Regions from separate parts of the Homo sapiens genome. Here region 1 is linked to region 2. A link is a loop called in an ENCODE intact Hi-C map of the cell type or tissue named here. Cell type or tissue: HepG2. All regions are shown on one strand. Each heading gives the region's core, and the rest is flanking DNA. Links, peaks and the distances in the headings are about the cores only. Region 1 overlaps POU2AF2 (POU class 2 homeobox associating factor 2). Region 2 holds the start of LOC107984386 (a long non-coding RNA gene).

What was found. A loop is a pair of places that touch in the nucleus more often than their neighbours do. Peaks named below come from ENCODE experiments on the same cell type or tissue, not always from the same donor. Only the 100,000 strongest peaks of a DNase experiment are listed, where the experiment ranks them.
Region 1: a loop joins it to region 2, with 9 times the contacts of the local background. A loop is called at or near these places in 97 of 110 quality-filtered maps.

What each region holds. Positions count from the first base shown.
Region 1 is chr11:111,278,224-111,290,211 of GRCh38, reverse strand. POU2AF2 (POU class 2 homeobox associating factor 2) reads right to left here. Exons shown (of 5, transcript NM_198498.3): 3 at 8,772-8,814; 4 at 5,835-6,136; 5 at 3,811-4,559. The coding sequence ends at 4,158. Among named protein-coding and RNA genes, the nearest start is that of POU2AF3, 14 kb to the left of the region's middle. In HepG2, for the core only: a CTCF peak has its summit at 6,775 (motif pointing left); DNase peaks (open chromatin) are centred at 4,117 and 6,781; H3K27me3 peaks cover 70 bases.
Region 2 is chr11:111,439,706-111,451,693 of GRCh38, reverse strand. It overlaps LOC107984386 (a long non-coding RNA gene), which reads right to left and starts at 5,830. Exons shown (of 3, transcript XR_001748382.2): 1 at 5,727-5,830; 2 at 3,467-3,560; 3 at 3,050-3,141. LOC644277 (a long non-coding RNA gene) reads right to left here and starts at 2,356. Exons shown (of 4, transcript XR_001748381.1): 1 at 2,201-2,356; 2 at 1,249-1,354; 3 at 285-447. It also overlaps a transcript of BTG4 not described here. RefSeq lists enhancers at 4,863-5,042, 9,774-10,973, 11,810-11,988. In HepG2, for the core only: a CTCF peak has its summit at 4,954 (motif pointing right); a DNase peak (open chromatin) is centred at 4,963; H3K27me3 peaks cover 490 bases.

The sequences.
Region 1 (11,988 bases), core at 2,612-10,611, 160 kb after region 2:
CATGCCTATAATCCCAGCTATTCAGGTGGCTGAAGAAGGAGAATTGCTCGGACCTGGGAGGCGGAGGTTGCAGTGAGCCGAGATTGTGTCACTGCCCTCCACCCTCCTCCAGCCTGGGTGACTGTCTCAAAAAAAAAAAAAAAGAAAGGAAAGAAAACAGAGAGGAATTGAAAGAAAAATGGGGTTGGATAAGGAAATAGAATTAATTTTCCTGTCATAATTTTGTAGTTTGATTTCACCTTTTAACAAAGTATTCCCTGAACAATAAAACAGAATCAAATTAAAATATATGTAAAACAGAGACACATTGTCAAACTAAACAGAATTCTTTTTGTTTTTTGAGACAGAGTTTCGCTCTGTCGCTAGGCTGGAGTGCAGTGGCGCGATCTCGGTCACTGCAACCTCCGCCTCCCAGGTTCAAGCAATTCTCCTGCCTCAGCCTCCCAAGTAGCTGGGACTACAGGCGCCTGCCACCATGCCCAGCTAATTTTTTGTATTTTTTAGTAGAGACGGGGTTTCACCATGTTAGCCAGGATGGTCTCGATCTCCTGACCTTGTGATCCACCCTCCTCGGCCTCCCAAAGTGCTGGGATTACAAGCGTGAGCCACTGCGCCCAGCCCAAACTAAACAGAATTCTTGAAGATCACTTATTATTTGGAATTATTAGCACCAGCCCTACTCCCCAAACCCCTTTTAGACTAGATAACTGAAGTGGACACTAGCAGGCATATGTGGGCCTGAGTGTGTCTCTTTTTTATAAGTTAATTTAGTCAAATGCTATGAAAGGGATAGGATGCTTTAAGAAGAATGTAAACATTGTCGTGCTCCCTGTATTTACCTCTGTTCCAAGGTCTGGTTGTTGAGCTCTCTTTGTCTGAGAGCCAGTGCATCTTCAAGTTGTTAGGAGATGAAGGAACACGTGAACATGCATAATATTCAGTGTCACCTCTCAAAAGAAGACATTTATGCAGCCAACAGACACATGAAAAAATGCTCATCATCACTGGCCATCAGAGAAATGCAAATCAAAACCACAATGGGATACCATCTCACACCAGTTAGAATGGCAATCATTAAAAAGTCAGGAAACAACAGGTGCTGGAGAGGATGTGGAGAAATGGGAACACTTTTACACTATTGGTGGAACTGTAAACTGGTTCAACCATTGTGGAAGACAGTGTGGCGATTCCTCAAGGATCTAGAACTAGAAATACCATTTGACCCAGCCATCCCATTACTGGGTATACACCCAAAGGATTATAAATCATGCTGCTATAAAGACACATGCACAAGTATGTTTATTGTGGCACTACTCACAATAGCAAAGACTTGGAACAAACCCAAATGTCCAACAATGATAGACTGGATTAAGAAAATGTGGCACATATACACCATGGAATACTATGCAGCCATACAAAAGGATGAGTTCATGTCCTTTGTAGGGACATGGATGAAGCTGGAAACCATCATTCTCAGCAAACTATTGCAAAGACAAAAAACCAAACACCGCATGTTCTCACTCATAGGTGGGAATTGAACAATGGGAACACTTGGACACAGGAAGGGGGACATAACACACCGGGGCCTGTCATGGGGTGGGGCGGGGAGGGATAGCATTAGGAGATATACCTAATGTAAATGATGAGTTAATGGGTACAGCACACCAACATGGCACATGTATACATATGTAACAAACCTGCACGTTGTGCACATGTACCCTAGAACTTAAAGTATAATAATAATTAAAAAAACAAAAAACAAACAAACAAAAATTCAGAGTCATAATCACATGAAAGTTAAAGTTATGTGGACACATATTCATGATTTACACAGCCACTACTGTGTTACTGATACCCAGTAAAATGGTAAGCAGTAGAGGACAAATCATTTTAAACTTTACAACACCAATCTAGGAAAATGACCCTGAGACCCTTGTGAAGACCTCTATATCTGCAGAGAGGGCCAGATCTCTTCTTTCTGATGCACAGGCCTGCTCTTCAGGTATGAGTAACTGCTGAATGACAGATGGTTCTACCAGCCATATTGGGAACCAAGACTGAGGTTGCAAGTCATGCTGGATTTAGGAAAGAACAGCTCCTTTCTTGCACTGTGAATGTTGCCACTTTTCACTGAAGAGCAAGCACTAAGCAAAGCAAAGTTCAGGCTGCCCAAAGGAGCTGGTGGAGGGGGAGGAAGTGGGGCAGGGGGCCTGGCAGTGCTGCCCAGGAGCAGAGAGCCCCACGCGTTCACTCTTGATCTACTCCCTGAAGAATGCTCTGCCTGGAGGGAGCCGAAAGGATGAGGTGAACGAAAGCTCACTACCCAAGCATTTCTGGTGGCACTCCATAAACTAGAAGTGAGTTTGCTTAACCAGAAAATACCTTGAAGGCCTGGAAAAAAAAGGAATATCAATTATTTGCTTGTAAGTGTGAATTAATCCCCTTGTTGGAATTTCTGGGCTTCTACCTTGCTGAGGTAGAGTATGGGACAGTCACAGAGGATGTGATGGAGATTGTGTTGAGGGTCTTTGGGCAACTAGAGGGAAAATGAAGGCCTTGGCCTCCAGAAGATGGAGAGAAATGGCATTGGATCAGGAGGGACCAGAGGGTGGAAAAGATGTGAGAATGAAGTGCAGAAAGACAGGTGGTAGGAAGCTAAGAAGAAGGGTGCAGGTACAACCCGGGGGCCTCCACTCATGCATCTGCAAAGTCTCAGTGTATACCAGGCATGTATGATGAGCTTGGCCGCAGATAGGCATGCTGGAATTATGCTGGGAACCCAATTAGCAAAGGAACCCACACCAATCCAATGTGGACAGATTCATGCTTCAGATGTCAATATCTTCATTGACACATAGTAAGAGCTGCACTTTTCCGACTAGTAAGCCACCAAATAGGAGGTGCTGTTTGTCAAGCCATCGGCTCACACATGGCAATATGTCCTTCTCCAAAGTCCTTTTGCTTCTTGGTGTTTTGTGGTCTGTTTCTTGCCAACAGCTTAGTCCTATTTTCTGTATTTTCTTTAAAGGGTATGAATTTGGTTGGGTGTGGTGGCTCACGCCTGTAATCCTAACACTTTGGAAGGCCATGGTGGATGGATAGATTGAGGTCAATAATTCAAGACCAGCCTGGGCAAATAGTAAGACATTGTCTCTACAAAAACTTTAAAAAAAAAGTAAAAAATAAAAACACTAGCTGGGCATGGTGGCATACACCTGGGTCCCAGCTACTTGGGAGGCAGAAGTAGGAGGATTCCTTGAGCCCAGGAGATTGAGGCTGCAGTGAGCCATGATTACACCACTATACTCCAGCCTGGGTGATAGAGTGAGACCCTGTCTCAAAAAAAAAAAAAATTTCCATTTGATTACAGAATGCCTATTTTACTCATTCATGCTGATAACTGTAGGTTTATTCCATCAGAGAGACAATGTCTGGTTTAATTAAGGCCATCACTGATCAAAGAAAATTTTTGGACTTTTTTGGATTGAACTAATTTGGGGACATTCTGGGCTTTAGGATAGAGTCAAAAAATAACTTTGTTATGTACAAAGCCATAGTTTCCTGATCTCATCCTATTTTATGGACAATAACATATTTATAGATTGTACCTTTTTTTTAACTGGGGTTTTACAAGTCACTATAATAAGCCATAAATATATGTATATGAAACACTTCACTCTTTCAAGTCACATGCTATAAAATGAGTTTTATGTGGTCATATCTATATTATATCCTATCCAGTGTCTTTTACTGCAGAATACACATAGTTTAAAACTAAGAAACATCTGACAGGAAAATCAGTATCTTTTATGATCTGCATAAACTTTTTAATGTAATTTAAGAAAAATCAGTGCCAAAAATGATACTTCAAAGATAACAGAAGATTCAGAACGTAATGGGTTACAACAGTTCCAAAAAGACCACATTGTAAGGTTATCTTACTAGAATACGGTCTCTGACACATTTAATTAACATTCTGTTTTATTTCAGTGGGGTTACAGTGGAGAGGATTACAAATAAATGCCCTCGTCCACTAACAAAGAGCAGCATTGAGGCTTATTCTGAAAATCCAGTCCTGAATGGGCTGACACACCTAAAACAATCTTTGGAATACACCTCAAGTTAAAGAAAAACCCAGAAGTCATTTGGCCCTCCCCTCAATAAGCTCTGCGGCATTCATATGACCCCCAGGCAATACTCCCATCTTCTTTCACCCAAGGGGAAGGGTCATGGAGGGAACCGGTGTCTGCTTCCTCATCTGGGGAGAGTGGCCCCACCTTGGGCGGTAGGTCATTTGACACCGTCATGAAAGGGGTGAAGGGGTAAGGAGGCGGGGTAGGGTACCCCGGAGTGTGGTGCAGATCTTCCAGAGCATGCAGCGAGTATGACTGAGCCCCAGCCAGGGATGACCCCCAGCTTGAGCCCCTGTGCTGGGCGATGCTCCCGGACTCAAGCTGGGAGAGGCAACTCGTGCTGGGTGGCAAGGTCAGCAGGGCATCGGCAGACACAGGGTCAGGCTGGCTGAGACCGTCAGGCAACGTCTGCTCCCATGAGTCCCTCTGAGGAGAATGGAAAGGCCACGGAGGTTATTCACTAGGTGACACTCTGATGATACATTGTGTGCTGCCAGACTGTGGCTTCAGGGCAGCCTTCGTCCCCTCTCTCTGCTGCCTGAAGCCTGGCTCTCAGGCTGCTCTTCTCTCCGGCTTTTGACACCAGCAGTGAAAGTTTTCCTCCCTTCCTACTCTAGAATTAGATTTGCTATAGATATTGAGATTCCTTTTCCCAGAAGACAACATTAAATGAGTGAAATGTGAGACTAATAAAATGCACATGTATGCAACATTTTACTGTGTGCAATGCACTCTGTCTTGGATTCTTTTTGAGTCTCCCATTAGTCTGGGTCCTAGAATGCCATTTACACAGTGGGGAAGGTCAGCGCTTGGCCCACTCCTCGGAGTAGGCCTTCAACTCCATGGTGAATTTTTGAGGGGACTGAGAAGCCCACTCTGTCCTCATTAAAGCAGGAGGAAAGAGGTAGGAATCCCGTAAGTTTGGAGCTAGAAAGATTTGGATTCATTCGTGGCTCCTCCTGACTCTGAGCCCGACATTGCTCATCTGTAAAATGGGACTTTCATAAATATATCCTGAGTTGTTGCAAGTATTGAATGAACACATCACATTTCCTGGCATAGAGTATACTTAATAATGTGAATTCTCATCCTCTCCCTTTTGTCTAAACTCCTGTCTTTAGAGCTTCATTACTTTGTGGTAGAAACCTTTACTATTCTCTATGAGCATTAGCAATCTTCAGATCTTTATGAACTCACCTGTTTGGAAGGATTGAGAGAGAACAAGGATTTTTAGGCTAAAAATGTGGGGAAGGGGAGGCAGGGGACTTGGAAAGAAAGAGGAGCCCTATGTACCCTCCTTGGGAGATTATGATCCATCTCATTACTGCCTAGCATGTCTGAGATGCAGCTTCAGTGTTCCTTCCTTAGGGGCTGCAGGAATGATGACGACTGGCACTAACAGGGTGGGGGAACATCAGGCAATATCAGTAGAGCATTAACAAAATGGATATAAATCCTGCTGCACATTCCTCCCGGTTCCAAGCCCTGCGTAGACGCTCCTGGCTGTCATGGCTAACAGGGATCCTTGAACAAGGCTCCCTCGGAGGGTGTCCTGGCATCTCTAGGCAGCTGCAAAGCAGCCTCTGGAGTCTACAGGGTGAGCCAGACCTGGCTTCAACCCGGATGCCAAGCACAGCGGCTGGCCAGAGGGCGAGCCTCGCCCCTCTTTTACTCCCTCACACGAGGTCTCTGCATACTCACAAATAGGAAGTGAGCTGGGTCTCCGGGGAAGGGCGGTGGCAGGAGCGGCGGTAGGGGCGAGGCGCTGAACAGAGAGCCCGCGTTGGGCGTCAGCGCCGGAGGCCGGTAGTCTCCGTAGGGCTCCTGGGGGAAGTAGGGCTCCAGGAGAGCCGCATGGCTCTGCCCTGCGGAGGACTCACAGGGAAACGGCTTCCCCACGCTGGAGGTGTAGACGTCATTTGAAAACTGTTTACTGTTGTGGAAGTCTGAGTCAGATAAGAAAGATCTTCTGACACCGTAGTAACCTGACGTGACCGGCGAACCTGTTGCCAAATGAAAAACACATGGGCAGAAAATTCCTCCCAGGGCGGTCAAGGCCTCGGTTGCAGCTGAGTCTCTGCCTGGGAAACGATGTTACTAACGCGTGCCTGACTCCAACGCTAACATGGAAATAGAGAAATGTCTTGAAAAGCGTGAAATATTCCTGCATTAGCCCAAATAACTAACGTTTGAAAACATTGTCGCCTTTAGGGGTGAGTTCATTTTAGACAGTACCGTGTCTGTTCATTCATTCACATTTACTGAGTACCTTCCCGGTGACCGGCGCTGTGCTAGGAAGACATAAATGAAATAATCTCTTGGCATTCATATTTTAACCAAGGAAGCATCTTTTTCACAACATCGGAGCTACCTCTCCATATACATAGAACTGTTAACAAGAGGTGCTCCTGGCCTGTTATCTGAGATCGCTATGTCTGGATAAGGTAACACATATAACCCCACCTCAAAGAGGCAGGCTGTACTCTGCCTTCTAATTCTTCACACATTGACCTTACACTGGGTCGCACGCCTGGCAGACATCAATAAATGACTTTCTTTAGGATTAGATGGCCACACAGAAGCCAATTTTAGAGGCCTGTAGTTTTAGGGTTTTGATGAGTTTTATGTTATTTGCTGCCCTCTTGTGGCCTCATGGACTCCTTCACTCAACTCACCAGGGCCCAGCACGTTTAGGAAGACAGTGCCGGCTACATAAAGTTTCCCTTGGTGGTGCAGGCTCGGTGGCTCACACCTGTAATCCCAGCACTTTGGGAGGCCCAGGCTGGCGGATCACGAGGTCAAGAGATTGAGACCATCCTGGCCAACATGGTGAAAACCCATCTCTACTAAAAACAATACAAAAATCAGCTGGGCCACCATGCCTGTAATCACAGCTGCTGTAGTCCCAGTTACTCAGGAGGCTGAGGCAGGAGAATTACTTGAACCCGGGAGGTGGAGGTTGCAGTGAGCTGAGATCTCGCCCAGAGCAAGAGTCCGTCTCAAAAAAAAAAAAAAAAAAAGTAAAAAGTTTTCCTTGGTGGAGAGAGGGAGGGACAGAAACTGATAAGAGCTTCATTTAAGGTAAGCCCAGCAGTGAAATGGTTTCCAAGGAAAAAGGTGTGTTTGCTCAACACTTTCTGACCCCGTAGCTCAGTTGTAGCAGAAAACACTGATCATTCAGAACATGTTTGAGGGCATAGACTTGAGGTCTATAAAACTGATGGTTTAATTGTTCCAGCTGGCCTTGGGTGTGATCTAATGCTAACACCAACACCCTTAGGTCATAGGTCACAAAAAGGCTGAACTGGGGAGAAGATATAAGTGCCTGTCTTCCTTACCTTACCCCAACCACAGCAGCAGACCACTTCTGAGCTTCTGATTCTATAGACACAGAATTCCAGCCCGTTCCACAGGATGTGGCACTTTATATTATGCTCATTCCTCTTTCACCTGAGTCACAATGATCTTTCCAGTCAACCTGCGAGCCCAAGGGGGCAGATCTCATGCCTTATACATTTTCTTTAAACCTAGTAGTATAACATTGTGTTCAAGAATGGCATGTGAATTTATTCATCCAGAAGAAGAAATCAAAATTCCCCATCAAAACCTGTGGCACGACTCCACTCACTTCACTTTCATCTTACATTCTATAACTTCTAACCTGCTCATGCATTTGAAAGCTGAAGTTAGGGTTTTCATTATAAGCATACTTCCTTGGGAAAAAATCTGTGCAGCTGAACCTTAATATAAATAAATAAGGTTCTGTTTCATACAATGAAATTATATTTATGAGAGCGGTTAAGGTTGAGAATATGAAAACAAGGTTTCCAGGCTCTCATCTATACTCCCAATTTCCAAATCAAAACAACCACGAAGAAAAAAGCCTCTGCTCTCTTAGCATGGATTTTCTCTGTACAAAGAGAAAGGATAATTTCTAGATAAAGAGAAGCTATGGAAATTTTTCTTTTTTTTTTCTGTAGAAGGCAGGAGATGCCACCAAATTTCAATGGCACTATATATGATTGGGAAACAACATACAGACATTTAAATATTCGGGATCCTCGATTGCTCTTATTCCTTTCCCTTATCCAGCTCTGAAGGTGATAAAACTATTAGGGAATGTGCCGCGTCTGAGTTGAACTAAATGAGATTGTCTTTGCCTGTGTGGTGTGTGTTTATACAAGAATGTCCAACAGTATTATTAGGAATTCCCCTTTTACATCCCCACAGGAGTATTTAATGAGACATAGGCATTGAAATGAATTCAAAATACTGAACCAAATGCCTGACTCCCTCTGCTCGCAGACGGCTTTCCCCTTTCTGTTTGAAAGCAGATGCCTCATCTATCAGATCATGGTGTCAGAACTTTAGACAATTTAAAACTGTATCAAGGGCATAATTTATATTGCCTTTGCCCCAAAAGCTTGGGATAAAAGGGCTGCTTTCAAGACAAAATGAATTTTAAATTCAGAAATTACTGCATGAGTTCTGTCCTTCGCTGATTTTGTATTTTAGACAAAACTATTTTAAAGGAGCAGAGTTTTGGAAGTGTTGTAAGGTCGTTATGAAAGAATGGAAGCCCAGATGCTTGATTTAAATTCAAAAGGGAATAATTGCTTATTGAATTAAAGTACTCACCTGGCATCTGCACAAATGGAGACTGAGAGGAACTGACGCTGCCCTGGAAGGTAAACAGAATTCAAGTGTTTTCTTTAGTTGTAAGTTTGAATTTAATAAAAATTAGGAATACACCTTATAAGCTTGGTTTTATGATATTCAGAAGTATTATCTGGGGAGTTGGGTTGACCCTCAGGTCAACTGAGAATAAGAATTCAAGTACCATAGAACAAAGTTTTACAAGGGACAAAGAGCAACCACACTTTTACATTTTGATAAACATGCCAGAAAGCACTGGCTGGATGAAATGTAGTAATTTATCCTTCATCTTCTACTGTTCCAGTTAACATTCCCTCATCCAATATATATTAAGTGACTATATATACGCATATCCAGTAGCCTCCCCTTACCCACGAGGGATATGTTCCAAGACTCCCCAGTGGGTTCCTAAAACTGAGGATAGCACCACACCTGATTGCCATCATGTCCTCCACCCACAAACTCAATGCCTTTTCCATCTTAGCTAAGAATTTATCATGCATTGTGGCCACAGTTTTGCAGTTCGAGGTGCAACAGCAAAACTCGCATGAATTTCTTTCGCCTTCTTCACAATTTCACAGACAAAAGATTTGTTCTTACCATACCAATGTCTGACCTCAGCATACATTTTTTTTCTTTCCTTATTAAGTTGAGAACGTTTACTTTTTCATTTAAAGGAAGCACATTCCGGCTTCTCTTTGGCATATCTAAATTGCCAGTGTCACTACTCTTGTGCTTTCGGGCCATTGTGAAATACAATAAGGGTGACTTGAACACAAGCACTGCCATACAGAGACAGGTGATCCAATCACTGAGTCGGCTACTGAGACACTAACGGGCAGGTGGTGTAGACAGTGTGGATTGGCTGGACAAAGGTAAGATTCAAGTCCTGGGCAGCACAGAGTGGGACTGAATGAAATTTCATCACACCACTGAGAAAGGCATGCCATTTAAGATCTAGAAATTGTTTATTTCTGGAATTTCGCATTTAGTATGTTCAGACTGCAGTTAACCATGAGTAGCTGAAACCTCAGAAAGGGAAACCATGGCTAAGGGGCGCCTACTGTATGTGTGTATGTGCATACATGCACTTAGTGTTTGGCTTCAGCACTGAAGGGCCACTTCAATGTTTACTGTCTGAATCCATGTGGAGGAAGAAGCTCCACCAACTGTAGGGACCTTGACTGTGATGTGCCCTCAGTGCCTAGAACAGGGTGTAGTTCATAATAGACGTAAGAAAAATATGTGGAATGAAGACACAATCTTCAAAGAACCCACAGGCTAGAGAGCAGGGAGAGGTTGGGGAATGTGGTGGGTTGCATTATGTGCCCCCTCCAAAAGATATATATATATATATATATATATTTTTTTTTTTTTTTTTTGAGATGGAGTCTCACTCTCTCACCCAGGCTATAGTGCAATGGCACGATCTCGGCTCACTGCAACTTCCACCTCCCGGATTCAAGTGATTCTCCTGCCTCAGTCTCCTGAGTAGCTGGGATTACAGGCACGCACCACCACACCTGGCTACTTTTTGCATTTTTAGTAGAGATGGGTTTCACTGTGTTGGCCAGGCTGGTCTCGAACTCCTGACCTCAGGTGATCTACCTGTTTCGGCCTCCCAAATTGCTGGAATTTCAGGCATAAGCCACCCAAAGTTATATTGATACCTTAATCCCTGATACCTGTGAATGTGACGGTATTTGCTAATAGGGCTGTTAAAGATGTAACTACTTAAATTAAGATGAGGTCATATTAAATTAGGGTGGGTCCTAAATCTCATGTGACTGATGTCCTAATAGGAAGAGGAGAGGGACGCACAAAGACACAGATGCAGATGGGACAAGGTCATGTGAAGACAAAGGCAGCAGTTTGAGTGATACAACCTCAAGCCAAGGAACATCGAGGATCACCAGTGACAACTGCCAGCTAGGAAGAGGCAAGGAAGGATTCTCCCCAGAGGCTCCAGAGGGAGCATGGCCCTGCTGACACCTTGATTTTGGACTTCTAGCCTCTAGAGCTATCTATGAGATGATACATTTCTGTTGCTGTAAGTCATCCCATTTGTGGTAACTTGTTACTGCAGCCCTAAGACACCAATACAGGGGTGATTGATGACAAAACAGAATATTCGGTGTAGTATGAGAAGTGGCAGGGTCAGGGAAAGATGGGGTGATGCGGGCACCTAAACTGGTGTCAAGAATGGGGTGGGAGACACATCTTGCAGGATGCAGTGCCTAAGCTGACCTCTGAAGGAAGAGTATCTAGGCGTGTAGAGTCTTAAAATACGCAAATCATGGCTCCGAGATGTCCTGGAGCAAAGTAAGTGGAGAGGGTGTAGCTTCTGTGGAAGTTAAGAATCCTCAACATCCAGTTCATTGAATCCGAGCTCTTTTGCAGTGACTTTAATGATTCTATAGACTCTCAAGAGTTGGAAGAAATTTTATAGAGTCTCATTCAATGATTACATTCTCTCCATATTACTAACACCAGGTGCATCTAATATCCAGGCACACAGAACTTAGCACCCTCTGAGGAAACCCATTTCTTCTTTAGGAACTTTTACCAATTACAAAGTTGGCTGGAAAGAATAACTTTCTAGTTCTAATCCCTTTGGTCTTTATAGAATAAGTTTAACACTTCTTGCATACACAGCCCTTCAAATATCTGAAGACAAGCCTATGAAAAATACCATAGACTGCATGGCTTAAATAACAAAAATTTATTTCTCACAGTTCAGGAGACTGGAAGTCTGAGATCTAGGTGTGGTTTTTAGTGCGGGCCCTCTTTCTGGTTTGCAGAAAGCTGGCTTCTCACTGTGTGTTCACATGGCTGAGAGAGAGAGAGAGAGAGAGAGAGAGAGAGACAGAGAGAGAGATCATCTCTCTGGTGTCTCTTCTTATAAGGACACTAATCCCATTAGAGGGATTCACCTGCAAGATCTAATTACCTCCCAAAGGCCCCTTCTCCAAATGCCATCACACAGGGGATTAGCACCTCAACATTTGAATTTTAGGGGAATGCAAACGTGCAATTGCAATCTGTAATATCAACCTCGAGTTCGAACTTCTCCAGGCAAAATATCTTCCAACAACTCAGAAGCAGCATGGTAATTAAGAGTAAAGCCTCTGGAACCAGAGTGACTACATTTGAATCCCAGCTCTACCTCTTATTAGCTGTGGGATCTTGGGCACATGAA
Region 2 (11,988 bases), core at 1,390-9,389:
CTCCCGGGTTCAAGCGATTCTCCTGCCTCAGCCTCCCAAGTAGCTGGAATTACAGGCATGCACCACCATGCCCAGCTAATTTTGTATTTTTAGTAGAGACAGGGTTTCTCCATGTTGGTCAGGCTGGTCTCGAACTTCCGACCCAGGTGATCTGCCCTCCTTGGCCTCCCAAAGTGCTGGGATTACAGGTGTGAGCCACCACACCTGGCCTGCAGCAGTATTTTTTAAAGAGAGGGGAAATAATGGGATAATGTCTTAAATGAGGCAAATTATCGTAGACAAACCATCTTCCGATGTCGGTTGCTGCTCAGACGAAAGACATAAATGCCCGGCTTTTGGAACTGCTGCAGAAAGAGGCTGAGGCTTTGCTCATAGAGCTGGGACTCCTCAGCCAGGGCCCGGAAGCGCCGCCAGTCATATTGCTCCAGTGTGTTATAGAAGTGGCCCCTGAGGAGAGAGAAAGGAGGGAATACGTTGCCTTTGGGAGTGGTGGCTGATGCAGGGGCATTTCCTCTCTAGGGCCTCCATGATGATGGGGCTGTGGTCTCTGGACACTCACAGGTCATACTCTGGGTAATGCTCATGAGTCACCAGGAAGGCCAGGGTATCATTGACTTGGAGGCAGACTGTGGGGTTTCGGATGCCTGGCTCTGGGGGCAGCAGATCCCCAAGATGTGTGGAGTTGAGGCTCAGTGACCAAGAAGAGTCCAGATGTCCTTCCCTAGACTTTCCTAGGTAAGATTCAGAGAATGAGGGAGAGCTGCCACTCTTCAGATGGGTTTGTGCTGGGACCTGGGAAGGGTAGGGGAGGGATAGGAGGGGCAACAGGTGAGCTGCGATGCCCACCTGGATCCTGGTCTGGACACCTGGGATCCCCGAGGGGAAGGCCTAGGGAGTGTAGTAGCTCACCATCTGGTCAGGTCAGGCCCAGGAAGCCAAGCGCTAGAACAAGCAGGGATTCCCTCTGACCCTGCAGGGACCGGGGTAAGAGTTTTCCCAAGAGCATGTATATAATCAGCAGCTGTTCAGCCTGGTTTGCACGTGGTAGCTTCAACTTTCTGAAACATTGAGGGGGGTCAGAATTTGCATGCAGTTCTCAGGGAGCCCTCCCTAGGGGAGTGGTTGCCCTGTCAAACCTCAGCTTCTGGTCATGGGACAGAGCACACGCCCTGGTAAGGACAAGGCTTGCATGTGTGTGGTCCCGAGCCACAGGCCTCCCTGTGGCCTCCATCTGTCCAGCTCTCTTACCATCCATCTTGACCACATAGAGGGGGACAGACTTCTGCCCTAAGTCCAAGTTGCAGGGATGGCCCACAGCACGTGGTGGGGAAGGCTGGTCCAGAAGGTAAAAATCCTGGAAACGAAAAGAGGCAGTGTCAGATCTTCCCTCAAGACACGGAGTCACACACTTGCCCAGTAGGAAGGGAGGGCGAACACAGCCCCTTCCCTGAGCTGTGTCTGAGTGTCCTGAAAGGACACAAGGGAGGTGGGGGTGGGAATAGTTCCAAGAACTCCATGGGGCAGGGGCAGCCTGGAGTCATGACCTCTTGGACAGTGTCCCTCTTCTTTCATGAACACAATGACCTCTTATTCAAGGAGTTTTGTAGGATGAAATAAAATCAACAAAGGGGCCTTGCTCTGGTTCTGAGCCTCTGATGTTGGTGAGGTGCCAGTGATGTGGGCCAGGCAGCAGCAGCCTCTGGACCCTGCACATAGGCATGTCCTGCATGCTCCCTCTTTGGAGGCAGAAGTCACAGGCCCTGGCTCTGCATGAGGTAGGACCTCAGAGTACTGTACCTGACTCCCCATGCCTTCAGTGACAGAAATCTGTGGGATGCCATCAGGGCAGCTGAGCTGCAAGATGTGTCTCTGTCTCTCTGGGCACAGAGGGCTGCACATTCTGCTTGACTGTTGTCCCCAGCACAGGCAGAGCCCCAGGGCTTGGGTCATGTCCATGGGCATCTCCTGGTGTGGCACACACCTGCACAAAGACTCAAACTTCTTGGGGACACCTCCCTGGGGAAGCTCTTCCTCATTCTCTCCAGCTGCTTCTAGGAACTGCCTGAGAGTGCAAAGTACTGACCTCTATATTTCCAGAGAGGGGCAATGGAATGAGCCCAGTGGCTGGAATGGTGGACATTTGAATGGGAGGGTGGAGGGGCAGGAAGGCCAAGGACATAATAGATGGGCATTCTCCTACCTCGTGGGCACAGTGGTCATTCCACTGAGCCTTGGTCAAACATAGCCCCTCCTGATTCCAGTGGCTCCGTCCTTGCAGCTCCTGTGTTCCCACTGGACACAGCCCATTGGCTCTCCAAAGTCTCGGTGGCCCGGGAGGCAGGGGTACCGACTGTCACTGGGCTGGGGGCGGGGAGGGGGAGGGAGGAGTGCTGGTTCATGTTGGTTGGTTAATACTTCGTTGTGGTGAACCATGCCCAGGTTTTTGGCTGTGACCCTTTTGGAAATGGGCCAGAAGACAAGGGCAGGGGCGGGGAAATGAGCAATAAACAGGGCAGGGGAGGAGTCAGGGGGAGACCAGCCTGTTCTGGTAAGGGTCTGGCTGGTGCTATCATTTCAATAAAAAAAGAGACTTGAGACATTCAGCAAAGGAAGAATTCACATGCACATTTGTTGGCTTGCAGAGAACGTTCAAGTTGGAAGGGCTTGGGCTAGGATGTGTTTTGGAAGTGATCGTGGCAAAAAGCAACATAAAGTCTGTCATTTTCTTGGAGAAGGCGAGCCAGATTTAGCAAATGAAAACACAGGTCACCCAGTTAAATTTGAATTTTAGACAATTTTTTTTTTGGGTATAACTATGTCCCATGCAAGACTAAAAAAAAGTTTGTTATTTATCTGAAATTCAAGTTTAACTGGGTACCCTGTATTTTATCTGGCAACCCTATCCCCAAGTCACTTGGAAACCTGAGCCAACCCTGGTCAAGTTACACCTGAGCCGAGTTTGACTTGAGACCAAAACAGTCCTGGAAACGCAGCCTGTCCTTGGGCCCCCCTGCCAGAGGACATACTTGGAACACTCGCCCAGGCCCCCGGCAGACACACGTGTCCTTGCCCTTCTCTGGCTGGGTGGCCTCTGAGCCACAGGGGAAACAGGCATCCTGGCCGGGCCAGGGGTTGAAGAACCTGGGAGGGCAGAGGTGGCAGAAGGAGGCATTGTGGGGTCCTGCTCCGGACAGGAAAGTTCCCGGGGGACAGGGAGCAGGTGGTGAGTTAGGACAGAGACTACCTGTAGGGGGACAGCCATGCAGTAATTAGGACTAAGACTTAGCTTCCAGGAGCGGTGGGTCACCCACGATCCCACAGGGGCACAAGTGGACCCCTGACAGTGCTCTTCTCCCATTAGGGGGCTTCTGAGCCCTAGCCCAGCCCAGGTGTCTCATAAAGCCAGCATCTTCCCCCAGAGCTGTTTTTCTGTTCCCCACTCCTCAACTATACCCCCAGCTCCTACCCTCTCTGCATCCTGGTGGGTCTCGCTCTTCTTTTGCACGAGGCGTCTCATTCCCGCAGTCCTGAGGGTTCTCTGTGCTCAGGCATGTGGCACTCTGGAGGGCATGGCAGAAGACAGCTATGGAAGCCCATGTCACTGGGGTGCCCTCAAAGGGGAGCATCCTCACCCTTGGGTGGGGTGACAGTGGCAGAGAGAGAGGTAGGCATAGAAGTAAGAGGGTGGACAGATGCTGAGAAAGACCGCTGGGGAGGCAGATGGAGAGTTAGAAGGCAGCAAAGCACAGAGGCCCAGTGCCAGCAACACTATGAGAAAACAAGATGAGGGTGGCGGTACAGGAGAGGCACAGGGACAAGTGGACCCAGGATCCCAACTCAGAGAGAAATGCCCAGGAAGGGCAGCCTCTGCCACCCATGGGAGCTCCGGGATGCACTCACTGAATATTTCATGAGGATGAAATCTAAGATATGGATCCTCTGAGCAGCTTTGGCCCAGACAACTTAAGTGTCTCCACTCTCTTTTTCCTACCTCCCTGTCTTCCGGGAACCTTCCTCTCCGGAGGAATGCCTCCATCTGCCGCCTCTGCTCTCCACGGTTCTTCTCTATCTCCTATCTCCTTTTCCTTCCTAGAGAAGCTGGTGGGGTGTGTGTGCATGCGTGTGCATAACTGGGCTTAGTGAGGGCAAGGGACATCTCAGTTCCCTTCTTCTGCAAGGCAAAGCCAGCCAGATTCCTTTAAGTACTCTCCGTGTGTGAAATGCTGCAGGAGAGATGCAAAGGAAATAAAACCCGAGGCTTCTGCCTTTGGTGCGTGTACAGCCAGGTTTCAGAGACCCATATGGTTTTAGCTTTAGAAAGGATGTTGGAGATTATTTAGTTCTCTTCTCCCAGTTTATAAAGAAGACTGCGGTCCAGAAAGACTGAAAATTCAGGCAACCAGTCAAGTGCTCTTAAAGAATATGCATACCCAGAAAAACTGGAAACTGTAAAACTGCCAGTGAATCCTTGGATAACCACATGATGTATCGGATAAAGCATTCAGCAGGTGGTGGAGAGAAAGGCTCAGGTCCTGGCCTTGTCATTAATTACTTTTCAAAAGGGCAGAGGTGGCAGAAGGAGGCGTTGTAGGGTCCTGCTCCAGAGAGGAAAGTTCCCGGGGCACAGGGAGCAGGTGGTGAGTTGTGACAGAGACTACCTGTGGGGGGACAGCCACGCAGTAATTAGGACTAAGACTTAGCTTCCAGGAGCTACATTCTTTTTTTGTAGTAAGTCTTTCAAATCCAGAGTGCATTTGGATATGCAGCATATCTCAGCTTGTAGTAGCCCCATTTCAAGTGCTCAGTAGCCATAGGTGGCTGGTGGTTACCATAATGTTCAGCACAGGCTGACTTCCTCCCACAAAGCCACTTCTCTTCTGGGTGTTCCAGGCCCTTGAGTGTCCTTCCCTGCACATCTCAGTCATCTGCTTTGCCTTTGTTTGTCCAGATGGTGGCACTGTGAGCTTGCAGGAAGTGGTGAGCAGGGCGTGGAGGAGTCCAGTGGAAGGAGAAGAGGAAATGCTGTTGCAGGGGAGGATGTGTGTGTGTGTGTGTGTGTGTGTGTGTGTTTATTGGTGTCATGATCTTAATTATTTTTTATAGGAAGTAAGATTAGCATCTGTGTAATGTTTTGCAACAATTCCAAAACGTTCCTGTCCCTGCCAATCACCTGAGGATCTTTTAAAGACAGAGATTCTGATTCAACAGTATGGGTGATCTGGGGTGGGGCCCAAGATTCTGCCTTTCTAAGAAGCTCTCAGTGAAGGCTGACCTCATTGGACCATGCTTTCAGTATCAAAGTTTTGCGAGGAACTTTGATATGCACCACGCTTTTTGGTACTCACAACTACCTTGTGAGATTGACATTGTAATGAACCCCACTTATTGTGTTAAGAAATGGAGAAACAAAAAGATGAAATCACTTGCCTAAGATCATACCAGTAATAGGAGGTGAGGCCAGGGTAGAGCCCAGGTATTCTTGCTCTGAAGCCTGTTCGCTCCATACCAATCACATACATTTCCCAGGTAGTAGAAAGTAGGTTCACGTTGTCAACCTTCCTTCTGCTCTGGGTAGGTAGGTGGGAAAGCTTCCTACTGCTCTGAGGTCTTAAGGGATGTTCTGTAACCTTGTGGTCTCTCTATCCTGTTTCTATTATAATCATGGCCATTAGCTCTCTGCACTTCTCCTCCCTTCTGTGAAATCCATCTCAAAGGTAACTTCTTACCTGGTGAGTGGGACAAGGAGGTTGTACTTGGCTGGTGAAAGGTCCTGGGGGCCTAAGTAGGTTCAGATTACTCCAACTGGCGAGAGTAGTAGAGCTGGAAGGGATCCTAGGGGCTGTGTCCTTCAGCTCTTTTATTTTGTGGATGAAGAAACTCAGACCCAGAGGGAGGAAGTGTCTTGTCCTGAGTCAACACAAGACAAGATGGAAAATTCCCACAAGGTCAGGTCACTGGACAGGATTTCTAGGAATGGCAAACCGGAAAAGACTAAAATAGAGTTCAGGTTGCTTTTCAGGTTGAAGTTTAAATTAAAAATCAGATCCTAATTAGAGAACAATTGTTCTCTGCTTTGAAATGTCCTGCCTCAGAGCCTTTAGCAATTGGGGATATGTTGGGCCTAGAATGTGGCAAAATACTTAATGAACCTCTTTCCTAGGCTCAGTCCTGTGGGAATACAGAGGACTGCCCTTATAGGGCCACGTATATAACAAAGGAGGGCACGATGAAAGATGTGGAACTGAGCTGTGTGACAGCCCACACAGGCTGAAAAGGCTCAGAGGATCCCCGGACCCTGTTGGCACGATACACAATAGGAGTGGAGGTATAGATGCTGGAGGCTTTGCTGTGAATCCAGCCTCAAGGAGGTAATGCCACTAGTCTTCCTTCCTGCATGAACTCCCAGACTGCATTAACTGCTGGATTAGGGAAGGGAGCGTGTTCATTCCAACATCTCATTTTAAAGATGAGGAAACTGAGGCTCAGAGAGGTTTGGGATTTTCACAAGGTCACATAACTGGTTGATGGCAGAATGAGGGCAAGTCCCCAATACCCATCAGTAATTTCCTCACAGTACTGTACCACGAGGGCAACCTTAACCTTAGCACGGTACCATGAGGGTAGCCGTTGGGCTCCCCATCTCTCTTCTTCGCCACTGCTTCTTCTATCCCCTCACCAATATCTATTGTCTTTGTCCTCTAAGGCTTATGTCCTATTTGTCCCGTTTGACAGAGAAGGTTATGGTTTTCAAAAACAAACTTTCTTGGTTGACCGTTGCCTTGGAGAGAGCCTGACCACTCCCCTGCCTCTCACAGAGGAATCCCCCACGCCAGCTTTTACTGCTGCGCTCTCCTGCCTTTCTTTCCTAACGTCTTCAGCCACCCTCTTTCCACCATTCCTTTTTCTGTTGCCTTTCATCCAGTTCTGAAAAAAATCTCATTTGATTCCCTTACCTCTTCTTCTACTTTTTAATTTTTATTTTTTAAATTTTTGTAGGTACATAGTAGGTGTATATATTTATGGGGTATTATGTATTAAAACATCTCATGTGTCAAAAAACATATCCTTTGAGTTACCAACAATTCAATAACAATCTTTAAGTTAGTTTAAAATGTGCAATGAAGTTATTATCGACTATAGTCACCCTGTTGTGCTATCAAATAGTAGGTCTTATTCATTCTTTCTATTTGTTTTGGTACCCATTAACCATCCCCACCTTCCCTCCCAGCCCCCCACTACTCTTCCCAGCATCGGGTAACCATCCTTCTACTCTCTATGTCCATGAATTCAATTGTTTTGATCTTTAGATTCCACAAATAAGTGAGACATTGCCTCTTAGGACTCTCCTGTTTCTTTTCCTTTCTCTCCTATGTCTTCTCTCCCCTCCCCTCCCCTGCCTTCCCCTCCCCTTCTCTCCTCTTCCCTCCCTCTCCTCTCCTCTCTCTCTGTCTCTCAGTCACACATACATACACACACTGTCTCTACACACACACACACACACACACACACACCCCTCAGGGTAGTGGTTTGAATTAATTACACTCAGTTCATGGAACATTGTCATTGCTGGTGTGGTTTGGGCAGGAAACTTCTCCTATTTTGTTCATTTATTTTTCTCCATTTATTCTTATTTCCATCTCCCCATAAAAAATAATTCTGTTAAACCAAATGTGTGTCTGTGAGTTCCTGCAAAGCAGGCATCGTTTAGGCACATGTCCGTTTTAAATGCTTGCAGAGGTGGTTGTGCTGTCTCACCCTGGTTTCTTACTCCCCACTCTGCACTGTTTTAAATACTCACCTGTGTTGCTAAGCGTCCTCGAGCTGGAGGCTTCTAAGTGAGGCTTCCTGCTTCATCTATGCCCATACCTAAAGACCACGCTTTCTGATTGCTGCCCTACACTTGTTGCACCCAGGTCCTCGTCCTGTTGCCCCCAGCTGTCTGACTTTCACTGTATCCCCAAACTGCCTTCTCTCAGGACCCTGGCAGTGCCCCCGGGATGTCACTTTCAGTTCTGATTTTACCTGACTTTCCACTGGTCTGACAGGTGGGGGACGACTTAATTTCCATGATCCCAAAGTCCCTTTTGTCTCTCTTTTTTTTCCCTCTGTTTTTAAGTTATGTAAGTTTTTCCTAGAATGTGCTGATATTTTTTTGAAAAACTTTATTTTTTAAGAACAGTTTTAGATTTACAGAAAAATTTCAAAAGATAGTACAGTGTTCTCATATACCTCACACCCAGCTTCTTCTCTTATTAACTGCTTACATTAATATGGTACATTTGTTATAATTAATGAACCAATACATTATTATTAACTGAAACCCATACTTTGTTCTGATTTCCTTAGTTTTACCTATTGTCTTTTTCTGTTCCAGGACCACATATGACATCCAGTCATCATGTCTGCTTTGCCTACTCTCAGTTGAGAGAATTTCTCAAATTTTCCTTGTTTTTGATGACCTTGACAGTTTTGAGGAATGTTGGTCAGATATTTTGTAGAATGTTCCTCAGTTAGGATTTATCTGATGTTTTTCTAACGCTTGGACTGGAGGTGTGGGTTTTTGAGAGGAAGACCACAGAGGCAAGGTGCCATTTTCATCACGTTGTATGAAGGGTACATGCAATCAACATGATGTATCACTGTTGGTGTTGACCTTGATCACCTGGCTGAGGTAGCGTTGGCCAGGTTTCCTCCACTGTAGAGGTTACTCTTTTTCCCTTTCCACACTATGCTCATTGGAAGAAAATCACTATGTACAGCCCACACTTAAGGAGTGGGCAGTTGCCTTATCCCTCCCCGAGGGTGGAATTAAGTTATTTGAAATTAACGTAAGTTAATCGAATGCAAGTTATTTGAGATTCTTCTGCATGTGAGATTTGTTGCTTCTTCATTTTTATTTATTCACGTGAACATTTATTTATATCAATATGGACTTATAGGTATTCATTTCATACTTTAGATTTAGATAGAGAGTTTTTTTTTTTCCCTGTCTTTCAAAATGATCCAGTGCTGGTTGTTGTGAGCTCTGCCAGTGGGCTACGGGGTCCTTTGGACATACCTCATGATTGTGGGTTGTTGTTGTTGTTGTTGTTGTTTTTCGAGTACTTCCTTATATTTTTGGCACTATAAGATGCCCCAGGCTCATCTGGTGTGTGTGTGTGTGTGTGTGTGTGTGTGTGTGTATACATTTTTTTTGAAACAATCTTACTCTGTCATGCAGGCTGGAGTGCAGTGACTCGATCTTGGCTCACTGCAACCTCCACCTCCCTGGCTCAAGTGATTCTCTTGCCTCGACCTCCTGAGTAGCTGGGACTACAGCTGTGCACCACCATGCCTGGCTAATTTTTTGTATTTTTATAGAAATGGGGTTTCACCATGTTGGCCAGGCTGGTCTCAAACTCCTGACCTCAAGTGATCCACCTGCCTCGACCTCCCAAATTGCTGGGATTACAGACGTGAGCCACCGCACCTGATCTCATCTCGTATATTTCCTGTCCCCGTCCTAGAATTGGCCATATCCCCAAGGAGTTCTGGTTCCTTTTTATTGGAGAATGTTATTAGAAACCAAAGTCTGGGTGTTAGCTATGCTCTGGTCTCTTATGTTCAACTCACTTTTCTTTCTTTTTTTGTTTTTTGAGATGGAGTCTTGCTCTGTCACCCAGGCTGGAGTACACTGGTGCGATCTCGGCTCACTGCAACCTCCTCCTCCCGGGTTCAAGTGATTCTCATGCTTCAGCCTCCTGAGTAGCTGGGATTATAGGCATGCACCACCATGCCTGGCTAATTTTTGTATTTTTAGTAGAGATGGGGTTTCACCATGTTGGCCAGACTAGTCTTGAACTCCTTACCTCAAGTGATCTGCCTGCCTCAGCCTCTCAAGGTGCTGGGATTACAGGCGTGAGCCACCATGCCCGGCCCAACTCGCTTTGCTTTTCCCTTTCTGTTAATGCTTCTGTCCCCTGCCCGTCAACCATGGGGGTTTCCCAGGATTAGTCACACATTCAAGTCAATAACAAGGAGTTCTTACCCTGTACAAGAACTTCATGAGATCAAAAGCGAGGCACAGTCACGGAGTTTATAGTCAGGCGTGGGAGAGGCATGGATATATTATAAACAGCCCAAGAGCAGACAAGGACAGAGAAGTCAATCCGTAAGGCATCTCTAAGGAACTCATGACTAATTCAGACTGTGGGATCTGGGAAGTCTCTGAGCTGAGAGTTGAAAGAAGAAGGGTGGTGTATTCTCTGTGGTCTGTTCCCAAGCCCATAAAATCTCCCTTGACTCTGGTGCTCAAGGAGCCATCTCTCTCTCGGAGGAGCCGCTGCTGATGCTCTAGTTTGCTTCTCTCTTCCTTCTCAATACTCCTTCCTTCCTGTGGGAACATGAGCAGACCCTGTTCTCTCCCCTACTCCCCAGAGCCCTGAGATATTACATTATGAGATTTTCTTTGCTAATATTTTATTTCTTAAGTTAGGTTGTGGGTACATGGGTGTTTATTATTGTATTCTTCATTCCTTTTTGTATGGCTTGCATATTTCATAATAACATTTGAAATGTATTTGTGAAAAAAAAAAAAAAGAAAAGAGAGCGGTCTCTGGCCCTGGCCTGTGTGACCTTGTGCCCTCACTCCAGGAACCAAGACTCTGCCAGATGACTGCCACTCCCAGCCTAAGCCTGGGAAAGTGCAGCTGGTCTGGGCCAGATGGGTCTGCGGGTGCCTGTCTGACCAGGTATTGCATACATGTTGATGTGACTCAGTACCTAAGTGGTGTGGCAGATAGTCACCTATCCCCTCCTCACTCTCCTTGTCCCCTCATCTCCATGACCCACCTCTGACTTCTGTAGAGTCTCAGAGCTGCAACATAGTGACAACCCTTCTCTACAGCAGGTGCTTGTTGCTGGTGCCATTCTGCAAGGGCTGGATGGGACAAGTCTGGGGCATTCCCCCTGTCTTGGGGCAGCATCTTCGCCTCAGCACTGACCTGACTCAAGCTTCCTTATCTCCCATCTAAAGCTATCTGTGAACAAAAATCTGAAAAGGGCAGATCTAGGTCTGGCAGCAACTGAGAAAAACCAAAGTTCCTGCCAACAGCCAAGGTAGGTAAGAGGCAGGCCAAACGGGGTCAAATGGGGACACCGCCCAGGGGTAGGATGTTGGTTTGAGTCTCTGGGGAAAGAATGGAAAGGATGTCAGCTCCTAGTACATGCAGGCTGGTAACTGTGATGTTCTATTTGCAAGGATAGGTTATTTAGACATTGGGACCAGGAAACTCTGTCTCTGAACTAGTTACAGGGGCTGGTGGCTTCTGAAAAGACCTCTTTAGCTGGTGTGACAGATTAAAGATGTTGCAATTTCTTTTCTTTTGAATCTGCTTGACTAATAGAATGTAGCAGAAGTGAGATTCTGGGATTTTAGAGCCTAGGTCATGTGAAGGCTTGAAGCTTCTGCAGAGTTCTTTTGGGACACTCTCTCTGGGAGCCTTGATCTGCTAGGCTGGAGAGGCCATGTGCAGGCCCTTTGCTCAACAGTCCCAGCTGAGCCAAGCCTTTTAGCCATACTCACTAAGTCACCAGCCATGAAAATGAAACCATCTTAGATCCCAGATCACAGAGTAACCCCAGCCAATGCCAACAGAGCAGACTTACCCAGCTGAGCCCTGAACAGGTTTCTGAACTACAGCACTGTGAGATAAAATAAAACAACCGTTGTCTTAGGCTGCTAAGTTTTGAGATTGTTTGCTACACAAAAACAGATAACCAAGATGGCTGGGGCACCCCTATTCAGGCCACCAGTTCAATGACCAACTTCCAATTCCCGCATCAATATGAGAGATGGAGGATCATGGCTCATTCTCAAAATGACCGGGCGGAGGAGCTGGAGCCAAAACGTAAAGTGCTGAGCATGTCTTTGAAAGGGTCTTCTAGAGGCTCTTTGCTTGGGATGGCTCTATGACTCCTATAGGTGAAGTGCTGAAGTAAATAGGAAAA